2 separate regions of the Homo sapiens genome follow, and region 2 is linked to region 1. The links are chromatin loops, found by intact Hi-C in ENCODE. Cell type or tissue: right lobe of liver. All regions are shown on one strand. Each heading gives the region's core, and the rest is flanking DNA. Links, peaks and the distances in the headings are about the cores only. Region 1 overlaps RXRA (retinoid X receptor alpha). Region 2 overlaps RXRA (retinoid X receptor alpha).

Region 1 (4,368 bases), core at 110-4,109:
TGTGAGCCTGTCTGTGTGCACCCGTGCATGTGTGTTCCTCTGTGCACATCTGTGTCCATGTCTGAGCCTGTATCTGTGTGCACCCATGTCTGTGTCCCTCTGTCCCTGTCCCTGTGTGAGTGTGTATCCGTGTGCACTTGTGTCCTCGTGTCTCCCTGTGCCCGTGCTGTGTCGGCATGTGTGCCTGTGTGTGCTTCTGTGTGTCTTGTGCCCCACACCTTCTGATGGCTTGTGCCTGCGGGTCCAGGTTTGAGACTGGCCACTGCCCGTGCTGTCCGGCTCCCTCCTTAGCTAAGGGTCCTGAGGGCTCGGGGTCCAGGACAGGAGAATGAGAAGCTGTAGGGGGCTGTGGAGGGCTGCAGGCAGATATATGTTCTAGAAAGACTTTGGCCATCGTGGGGATGGTGGTTTGGGGCAGACCAGTGATGCCACCCACTGACCTTTCAGCCAGTTCCCAGGAAGTGTCACAGGGGTGATAATTGTCCAGCCAGGAGTGAGGGCCGAGGGGCTTTAGGAAGTGCCAGGGAGCACTCTGAAGCAGTATGTTTTGGTCTAAGTGGGGCTCACGTGGCACCGGCTCACTGCCTGCCCTCTGGCCTACAGCGTGGCAGGTATCACCGACCACCCGAAGCACTCAGATCCCTTTCTGCAGGCACCCAGGCAGACGGTCTCGGTGCATGAGCCTCGATGCACGCCTCGGCCCGCAGCTGCCTTCTTGAGCAATGCCAGCAGTGCCTAAGCCACATGCCGTCCAGGCTGAGCAGGTAGATTGGATGTGTGAGCTGTGGCCCAAGCGGTCCTCCCTGGCCCTCTAGCTGGGGTGTCTCAGCTCCGGGAGCAAGGAGCCTGTCTTCTGCGGAATTCTGCGCCCTGGGAGAATGAGCTGAGCCAATCCTGAAGCCAGGGTCAGTCACACACGCTTTGGTGCGAATGAGCCTCATGTGAACCCTGGAAAGGCCTCGCAGGAAAGGAGAGGAAGGAAGGCTTCCTCTAATTGTGTGGATGAGGAAATTGAGGTCTGAGAGCGGCATGGCTGGCAAGCGGGGCGAGCTGACAGCCAGGCTGTCTCCTGACCCTGGCCTCGTGCCCTCACCTCTTGACGGCCCACCTTGGGGCGGAGTGAGAGCACAGATGGGAGGGTCCTGGTGGGGACAGGGAGAGGTGGGTGGCTGGAGCTGTGACCGCAGGCCCCGCCGTGGGTGGTGGTACCTGGAGTGTGTGCCCAGCACAGCATGGCACGCTCCCTCGTTCCCTGCACCCCAGTGCTGATGAGGAGGCCGAGCTACAGATAGGGGCTCAGCTGCTTGCCCAATATCATGTGGCCAGTTAACAGCAGAGTCGGGATTTGAACCCAGATTCTTGGGACTCTTCTTTGAGCCACTTCCAGCCTGGGGTTCTGGCGTGTGGTTGGAGTCCTGGGGGCTGCTAGGGTGGGGGGACATTCCTCCTCTGGGAGGAACCTGGAGCCGAGCCCTCCCTGCTGGCTGGGGAGGGGCCTTGCTTCCTACACAAACAACCAGGCCTGGCTGGAGCCATTTTATTTTTATTTCCTATTTTTACTTCCCCGTTGGCTCTTTTTAGCAACTCTGGGTGAGATAGGCCCCCGCCCTCCAGTCTCCACCCGGCTTCCTGGCCCAGGCCAGGACCTTGGAGGAGGCGTGGGCATGGGTGGCCCAGGGTTGGGCTGGCTCGCAGCTTGGCCGGCACACACCTGGTGGCAGAGCTCCTCTCTTTCTGGGAGCTCCAGGGCGGCTGGCCTCTTCCCGCCCTCCATGGGGAGCACCATGGGGCATGCATGGTGGCAGGGGAATGTCTTGGTGTGTGACTGTTTGTTGCCACCCCTCCTCTGGGTCTTGGCCTGAGGTTGGAGTTTGGGAGGTAGAGGCACTGGGCGGTGTGGTCTTGGAGCTGGGTGCGTGACTGGCAGCGTCACTGCCTGGGGCCTGGCTGGGCAGGGCTGGGCTTGGGTTTGTTGAGGCTCTGCCCACTACTGGCCTGGCCCCACTTGCTGAGGGTCCGCTGTGCTCCAGGGTCTGTGAAGCCCAACCCTGGGGGTAGGGGCTGTCAGAGCATCCGGCTAGCTGGAGCCTGCCTGTGGTGGGTGTTGCTGGCTGGGGGACATGAAGACCCCGAATGAGGAGGCGTCTCCCTGAAGGCGCTCTGCTGGGCCCGGGGTGGGGGCTCTCGTGCTGGCATTTGGTGGGTAGTGAGTTCTGAACTGTGAGATCAGGCTGGAGAAAGCCCTGGACCCACTGTGGATCCCAGGCCAGAGTGAGGGCAGGGGCGGGGGTCCGGGTCGAGGACTAGCAAGCCACAGTGCACCAGGTGCCCCGGTACCAGCTTGTGCCAAGCCCATTGCCCTCCCAGAACCCTGGGGGAGGGAGTTGCCCTCATTTACAGAGGGGGCCTGGGCTCAGAGAGGCTGAGCCGATCTTCAAGGCCACACAGCTTGTGGGCATGGAGGGGCCGATCCTTGCCCTTTCCCTGCCAGGAAACTGAGGCACAGAGAGCAGGGGTCCCCCAGGTGGTCAGGCCCCAGAGGCTTGCACTTGGGATGGCGTGCTGTGCGCCCTCTTCCTGCCATCAGCGGGGGGCAGTGGGTTGGTGCAGGCAGAGTGGTAACAGCAAGCTGTGGGCAAGGGACTGCTTGGGAGCTGCTGTGAGCCCAGGCAGGTGGTGGGGCTGCGGGGCTGCGGGAGGAGGCCCCTGTGGTTCCCACAGGGCCATGTGTGGTCTCCAGGGCTGAGATGGCTGGTGTGGGCCGCCCTGACCTGGTGGGTTTGGGGGAACCTGGCCCCATAGGAGAGTGGACAGCGCCGCGGAGGAGGCTGCCTACCTGCCTTCCTGGCCCTTCCTGCTCTGGCTGGCTCAGCAGGTTGAGCGCAGGTGGTGGCTGTGGCCCTGCCACCACCACAGTGACCTTCCCTTTGTATGTGAGTGATGTGGGTGGCATGACTGCGGATGCAGGCACGTGTGGGTGCTGGGGATTGTCTGGTAATCCTTTGATTAGAGGCCAGGAAACCCAATCCCGCAGCCTAGGCAGTGGGGGGACCTCCTTCTAGAGAGGCCCCAGCAGATTATGGGATTTTCACCTGCCCAGCCCTGGGAGGTGTCTTGGACCCAGAGCATTTGGCCTTGGGAGGTGGGGAGGGGGTTCCTGCCCTGGAGCCAGGGAAGCTGTCTGCGGCCCACAGTTCAGGGCCCCACACAGACCTTTTACATGCTGTGTGACCTGGGGCAGCGTGTCTCTCTCTCTGAGTGTCGACTTTCTCATCTGTGACGTGGGGTGAGGGCACTTGCTGCCCAGGTGGTTGTGAGGGTTGACTGAAGTAAGGCCTGTCCTTCAGTTCTTGCCTGGGAGCAGGGAAGGCCCTGGCTGGGGTTGCCTCTGAACCTCAGTGTCTTTGAGGGCTGGGAGGAGGAGTTTCTTCTTCTGGGTTCTGGGGGTTCATGCAGGATTGCCCGTCAGCATCCTGCAGCCCCTGGAATAGGGGGCGCTCAGTGTAGGGCAAAGGAACGTGAGGAGGGCATGAGTGTTGTATCTCATGGGAAGAAGCATTTTTTTGGGAGGAGTGGTTGCAGGGGCAGCTAGTTCTGGAACCATCCTAGGACCTAGAAATTGCTCGGGGCCAGGAAGCGAGACCAGTCACTGGGTGCAACCTTGACATAGGCTTGAGGGGTCACGTCCCCTGCCCTGTCCCCATCTTGCTCAGTGGCCAGAGGAGAGACCGTGTGCACTTGGTGGACTGCCACGGGCCTGGGGGCCTCGGGACCAACCCTCCATCCGCCCGTCCCCAGCCGGGCGCGGCACTGAGCTGAGGGAGCCTGCGTTCTTCCTTCAAGCAGAGGATCTTCTGCAACTGTGGGGAAGAGTGTTTCTTCCCGGAAGGCGGGGCCAGCTGGCTGGGTCAGCAGATGGGCTCCTCTGGCGTCTTCTCACCTTCTGGCCGGTCATTGGCCCTCGTGGCCCTACCACAGTGGGGTGGGCATCTCCCCATAGGCCCTCCCCACAGGATGCAGCCCTTCCTCATGGGGCCTGGTCCTGCTGAGGTTCCCGGGGGCCGTGCCCTATGTGGCCCTACCTCTGTGCCACCTCTCAAACCGTTGCCTCTGCCTGGCGTGTGTGCCTGCTCTGCCCTTCTTTTTCCATCCTTGTAGGCCTGAGTCCAGCGTTCCCTGCGCTTGAAGCTGGCCCCAGGAACCTGGCAGGCCAGGGCCCATGCAGTACAAATGTGGACAGGTCTGCCCCCACCCTGCCCTGGGCCTCCCTTTTTCCCAGCCTCCTCTGGCACCGGCATGTGCGGAGGCTGTGGTGTGTCTCCTCCCTGGGTGGAGGAGTGGGTAGGGGGCTGGCTTTGCAGCTTGGGG
Region 2 (4,368 bases), core at 97-4,096, 96 kb after region 1:
CTTCACAAAGAGCTATTCAGTCTGCCCTAGCCAGCTGCTGTCTGGCCCCTGGCCCTTCATCTCCGTCCTCAGACCCAGGGATCTCCCTTCACTCTGTCCTGGCTCTGGGTTGCCACTGCCTCTGTTTCCTTCTAGCCTCCCCTCCTTCCTTCTGGAGGCTTGGCATAGGCAGATTCAGGGCTACAGACCAGCCTCAGAGGGGTTGGGGTATCAGACACAGCCCCATCCCCAGGGAGGCCTCCAGTGCCAGGGCAGAACTGCCCATGCCCCTTGCCCGGCCCTCACCAGACCTGTTCCCTGCAGGTTCGCTAAGCTCTTGCTCCGCCTGCCGGCTCTGCGCTCCATCGGGCTCAAATGCCTGGAACATCTCTTCTTCTTCAAGCTCATCGGGGACACACCCATTGACACCTTCCTTATGGAGATGCTGGAGGCGCCGCACCAAATGACTTAGGCCTGCGGGCCCATCCTTTGTGCCCACCCGTTCTGGCCACCCTGCCTGGACGCCAGCTGTTCTTCTCAGCCTGAGCCCTGTCCCTGCCCTTCTCTGCCTGGCCTGTTTGGACTTTGGGGCACAGCCTGTCACTGCTCTGCCTAAGAGATGTGTTGTCACCCTCCTTATTTCTGTTACTACTTGTCTGTGGCCCAGGGCAGTGGCTTTCCTGAGGCAGCAGCCTTCGTGGCAAGAACTAGCGTGAGCCCAGCCAGGCGCCTCCCCACCGGGCTCTCAGGACACCCTGCCACACCCCACGGGGCTTGGGCGACTACAGGGTCTTCGGGCCCCAGCCCTGGAGCTGCAGGAGTTGGGAACGGGGCTTTTGTTTCCGTTGCTGTTTATCGATGCTGGTTTTCAGAATTCCTGTGTGGCCCTCCTGTCTGGAGTGACATCTTCATCTGCTCTGAATACTGGTGCCCAGCCAGCCCGTGACAGCTTCCCCCTAATCAGGAGGGGACAGCTGGGGGCGCAAGCTGGTGTGTCATCAGCAAAGACCTCAGCCGCCTCGGGGATGAGAGGGGACTCGTGGGGCAAGCAAGCTGCCCTGTGCTCTGAGTGAGGGGGAAGGTAGCCCCTTTTTCCAAAGATAACTCACAGTTTTGCCCTCGAGCCAATGAGAACATGAGCTGCCCTCTGTGCAAGGTTTCGGGGCCACCTCCAGGCTGCAGGGGCGGGTCACTCACCCCCCTGTTTTCTCTCTGCCTTGGTGTTCTGGTTTCAGACTCCCGACTCCCCGTTCAGACCAGAGTGCCCCGGCCCCTCCCCAGCCTGAGTCTTCTCCTTGCTCTGCGGGGTGGGCTGAGGCTTGTCCTTGTTTCCTGCAGGGCTGGCCCTGGCTCGGGCAGGGTGGGGCATCACCACCTCACTGGCCTTGCTGGAGGCACAGGGCTCTGCGGACCTGCAGCCATCTGTGAGGCCCGCGGGGATGGGAGGGGAGGAGGGTGGCCTGTTGGTTTCCCTCAGAGGGGGCAGGTGGCCTGGAGAGAGAGGGGCTCAGGAACTGGGAGCCTCGTGGGTGGGGCAGATGCTCCGCGGCCTGGAGTGGCTCTGCCGGGGCATTGGTGGGACCCCTGCTCAGGCCTTCTCTCTGGCTGCCAGTTGTGTCTAAAAGACTCTTGGAATCTGAGAACCCGGAGTCGCAGCGCCCTCGGGCCTGGGCCACACGCAGGCCCTGGTGGGACCACCCAGCCTGGTATTGTCCACGGACAGCGTTGTTCACCCAGAGCCTTACTTGGGAGCCTCACTGAACGCCTGCTCTGGTTGAAGGTGGGGTGGGGGCGGGGCTTGGGGCCTCCCTGGCTCAGCCCAGTGCGGCCTGGCGCTCCTCCCGCAGGCTCTGCCCCCGGGCTCCGGTGGTGCGGGGCCCTCTCAGGTTGAACTCGCCTCTTTTGCACTGGAAGGCCCTCCCTTTGGCCTGAGTACTTTTCCCGTTCACGCCTCAGTCCCGTGGACCCAGCCTTTGTCAGTGGCAGGTGCCTGAACAGAGGGTGGATGGGGGGGATACCGGAGGGGGTCTTGTCTTCCCAGCCGCAGTCTAGGAATGATGCGGGGGGGTGGACGCCTTCTCCATAGTCTTTCCCCACCTGGAGCAGGGGCTTCCTCAGTGGTGAGGGGAGCTGCCTACAGGTTGGACCGGGAGGCAGTGGCTTGGAGAGGCAGCTTTCCAGCCTTGGTGGGGAAGAAAGTGTCCATTCTTTGCCTTCCTGGAGCTCCCAGCCAGAGCTGAGCTTAGGCACCCGAGTGGAGCCTGCAGCTGAGTCTGTGCCCGAGACAGGCTGTCAGAGATTCCAGAAGCCTCTCCTCCCCGCCGCCCTCCACCCCTGCCTTTCAGCGTTGTGGATCCCTAGAGGTGGCCCCCTGCCCGATCCACCGTCCTGAGGCAGAGTGTTGAGCCTCATACCTGTACCAGGTCCCCGGCCAGCTGGGCCCCTCCCAGGCACTGCCAGGAAGCCCCAGCTGCCCCTGGCGGGTGTGGTGGAAATGGCAGGAGGGTGCAGGTACTCTTGGGGCCCCAGCGGTGGGAGTGCAAAAGACCCAACGCCAACACCTGGTGCCTTCTGCAGCCAGCGCCCACCCATCCGTGCCCGGACCCTTGGGAATGCCCGCGGCTCCAGAGGAAAAAGCCCAGGGACGGGGCCTCCGTTGCGGGGGGTCGGCTGCTTCTTGGGAACTTTGTCGTTTCCGGCGCTGGCTGGCTGGCTGGCTGGCTGTAAAGCACTGAAGCCCCCCGGCCGCCAACCCCTGAAAGCAGAACCTGGCCTCCCTGGCCACAGCAGCCTTACCCACCGCTCTACGTGTCCCGGGCACTTCCCGCAGCCTTCCCGTCCCTTTCTCATCGGCCTTGTAGTTGTACAGTGCTGTTGGTTTGAAAAGGTGATGTGTGGGGAGTGCGGCTCATCACTGAGTAGAGAGGTAGAATTTCTATTTAACCAGACCTGTAGTAGTATTACCAATCCAGTTCAATTAAGGTGATTTTTTGTAATTATTATTATTTTGGTGGGACAATCTTTAATTTTCTAAAGATAGCACTAACATCAGCTCATTAGCCACCTGTGCCTGTCCCCGCCTTGGCCCGGCTGGATGAAGCGGCTTCCCCGCAGGGCCCCCACTTCCCAGTGGCTGCTTCCTGGGGACCCAGGGCACCCCGGCACCTTCAGGCACGCTCCTCAGCTGGTCACCTCCCGGCTTTGCCGTTCAGATGGGGCTCCTGAGGCTCAGGAGTGAAGATGCCACAGAGCCGGGCTCCCCTAGGCTGCGTCGGGCATGCTTGGAAGCTGGCCTGCCAGGACCTTCCACCCTGGGGCCTGTGTCAGCCGCCGGCCCTCCGCACCCTGGAAGCACACGGCCTCTGGGAAGGACAGCCCTGACCTTCGGTTTTCCGAGCACGGTGTTTCCCAAGAATTCTGGGCTGGCGGCCTGGTGGCAGTGCTGGAGATGACCCCGAGCCCCTCCCCGTGGGGCACCCAGGAGGGCCCTGCCGGAATGTGCAGCCTGTGGGTAGTCGGCTGGTGTCCCTGTCGTGGAGCTGGGGTGCGTGATCTGGTGCTCGTCCACGCAGGTGTGTGGTGTAAACATGTATGTGCTGTACAGAGAGACGCGTGTGGAGAGAGCCGCACACCAGCGCCACCCAGGAAAGGCGGAGCGGTTACCAGTGTTTTGTGTTTATTTTTAATCAAGACGTTTCCCCTGTTTTCCTATAAATTTGCTTCGTGTAAGCAAGTACATAAGGACCCTCCTTTGGTGAAATCCGGGTTCGAATGAATATCTCAAGGCAGGAGATGCATCTATTTTAAGATGCTTTGGAGCAGACAGCTTTAGCCGTTCCCAATCCTTAGCAATGCCTTAGCTGGGACGCATAGCTAATACTTTAGAGAGGATGACAGATCCATAAAGAGAGTAAAGATAAGAGAAAATGTCTAAAGCATCTGGAAAGGTAAAAAAAAAAAATCTATTTTTGTACAAATGTAATTTTATCCCTCATGTATACTTGGATATGGCGGGGGGAGGGCTGGGACTGTTTCGTTTCTGCTTCTAGAGATTGAGGTGAAAGCTTCGTCCGAGAAACGCCAGGACAGACGATGGCAGAGGAGAGGGCTCCTGTGACGGCGGCGAGGCTTGGGAGGAAACCGCCGCAATGGGGGTGTCTTCCCTCGGGGCAGGAGGGTGGGCCTGAGGCTTTCAAGGGTTTTCTTCCCTTTCGAGTAATTTTTAAAGCCTTGCTCTGTTGTGTCCTGTTGCCGGCTCTGGCCTTCCTGTGACTGACTGTGAAGTGGCTTCTCCGTACGATTGTCTCTGAAACATCGTGGCCTCAGGTGCCAGGGTTTGATGGACAGTAGCATTAGAATTGTGGAAAAGGAACACGCAAAGGGAGAAGT

What was found. Hi-C counts contacts between places; a loop is a spot of excess contacts. Peaks named below come from ENCODE experiments on the same cell type or tissue, not always from the same donor. Only the 100,000 strongest peaks of a DNase experiment are listed, where the experiment ranks them.
Region 2: a loop joins it to region 1, with 2.2 times the contacts of the local background. A loop is called at or near these places in 17 of 110 quality-filtered maps.

Annotation. Positions count from the first base shown.
Region 1 is chr9:134,339,952-134,344,319 of GRCh38, forward strand. The region is part of intron 1 of RXRA (retinoid X receptor alpha); the gene reads left to right. Among named protein-coding and RNA genes, the nearest start is that of RXRA, 16 kb to the left of the region's middle. In right lobe of liver, for the core only: no CTCF peak of the experiment used is centred there; DNase peaks (open chromatin) are centred at 895, 1,625 and 3,910; H3K4me3 peaks cover 384 bases; H3K27ac peaks cover 4,000 bases.
Region 2 is chr9:134,436,164-134,440,531 of GRCh38, forward strand. It overlaps RXRA (retinoid X receptor alpha), which reads left to right. Exons shown (of 10, transcript NM_002957.6): 10 at 304-4,368. The coding sequence ends at 451. Among named protein-coding and RNA genes, the nearest start is that of MIR4669, 59 kb to the left of the region's middle. RefSeq lists an enhancer at 799-1,367. In right lobe of liver, for the core only: CTCF peaks have their summits at 2,464 and 3,600; a DNase peak (open chromatin) is centred at 3,379; H3K27ac peaks cover 3,682 bases.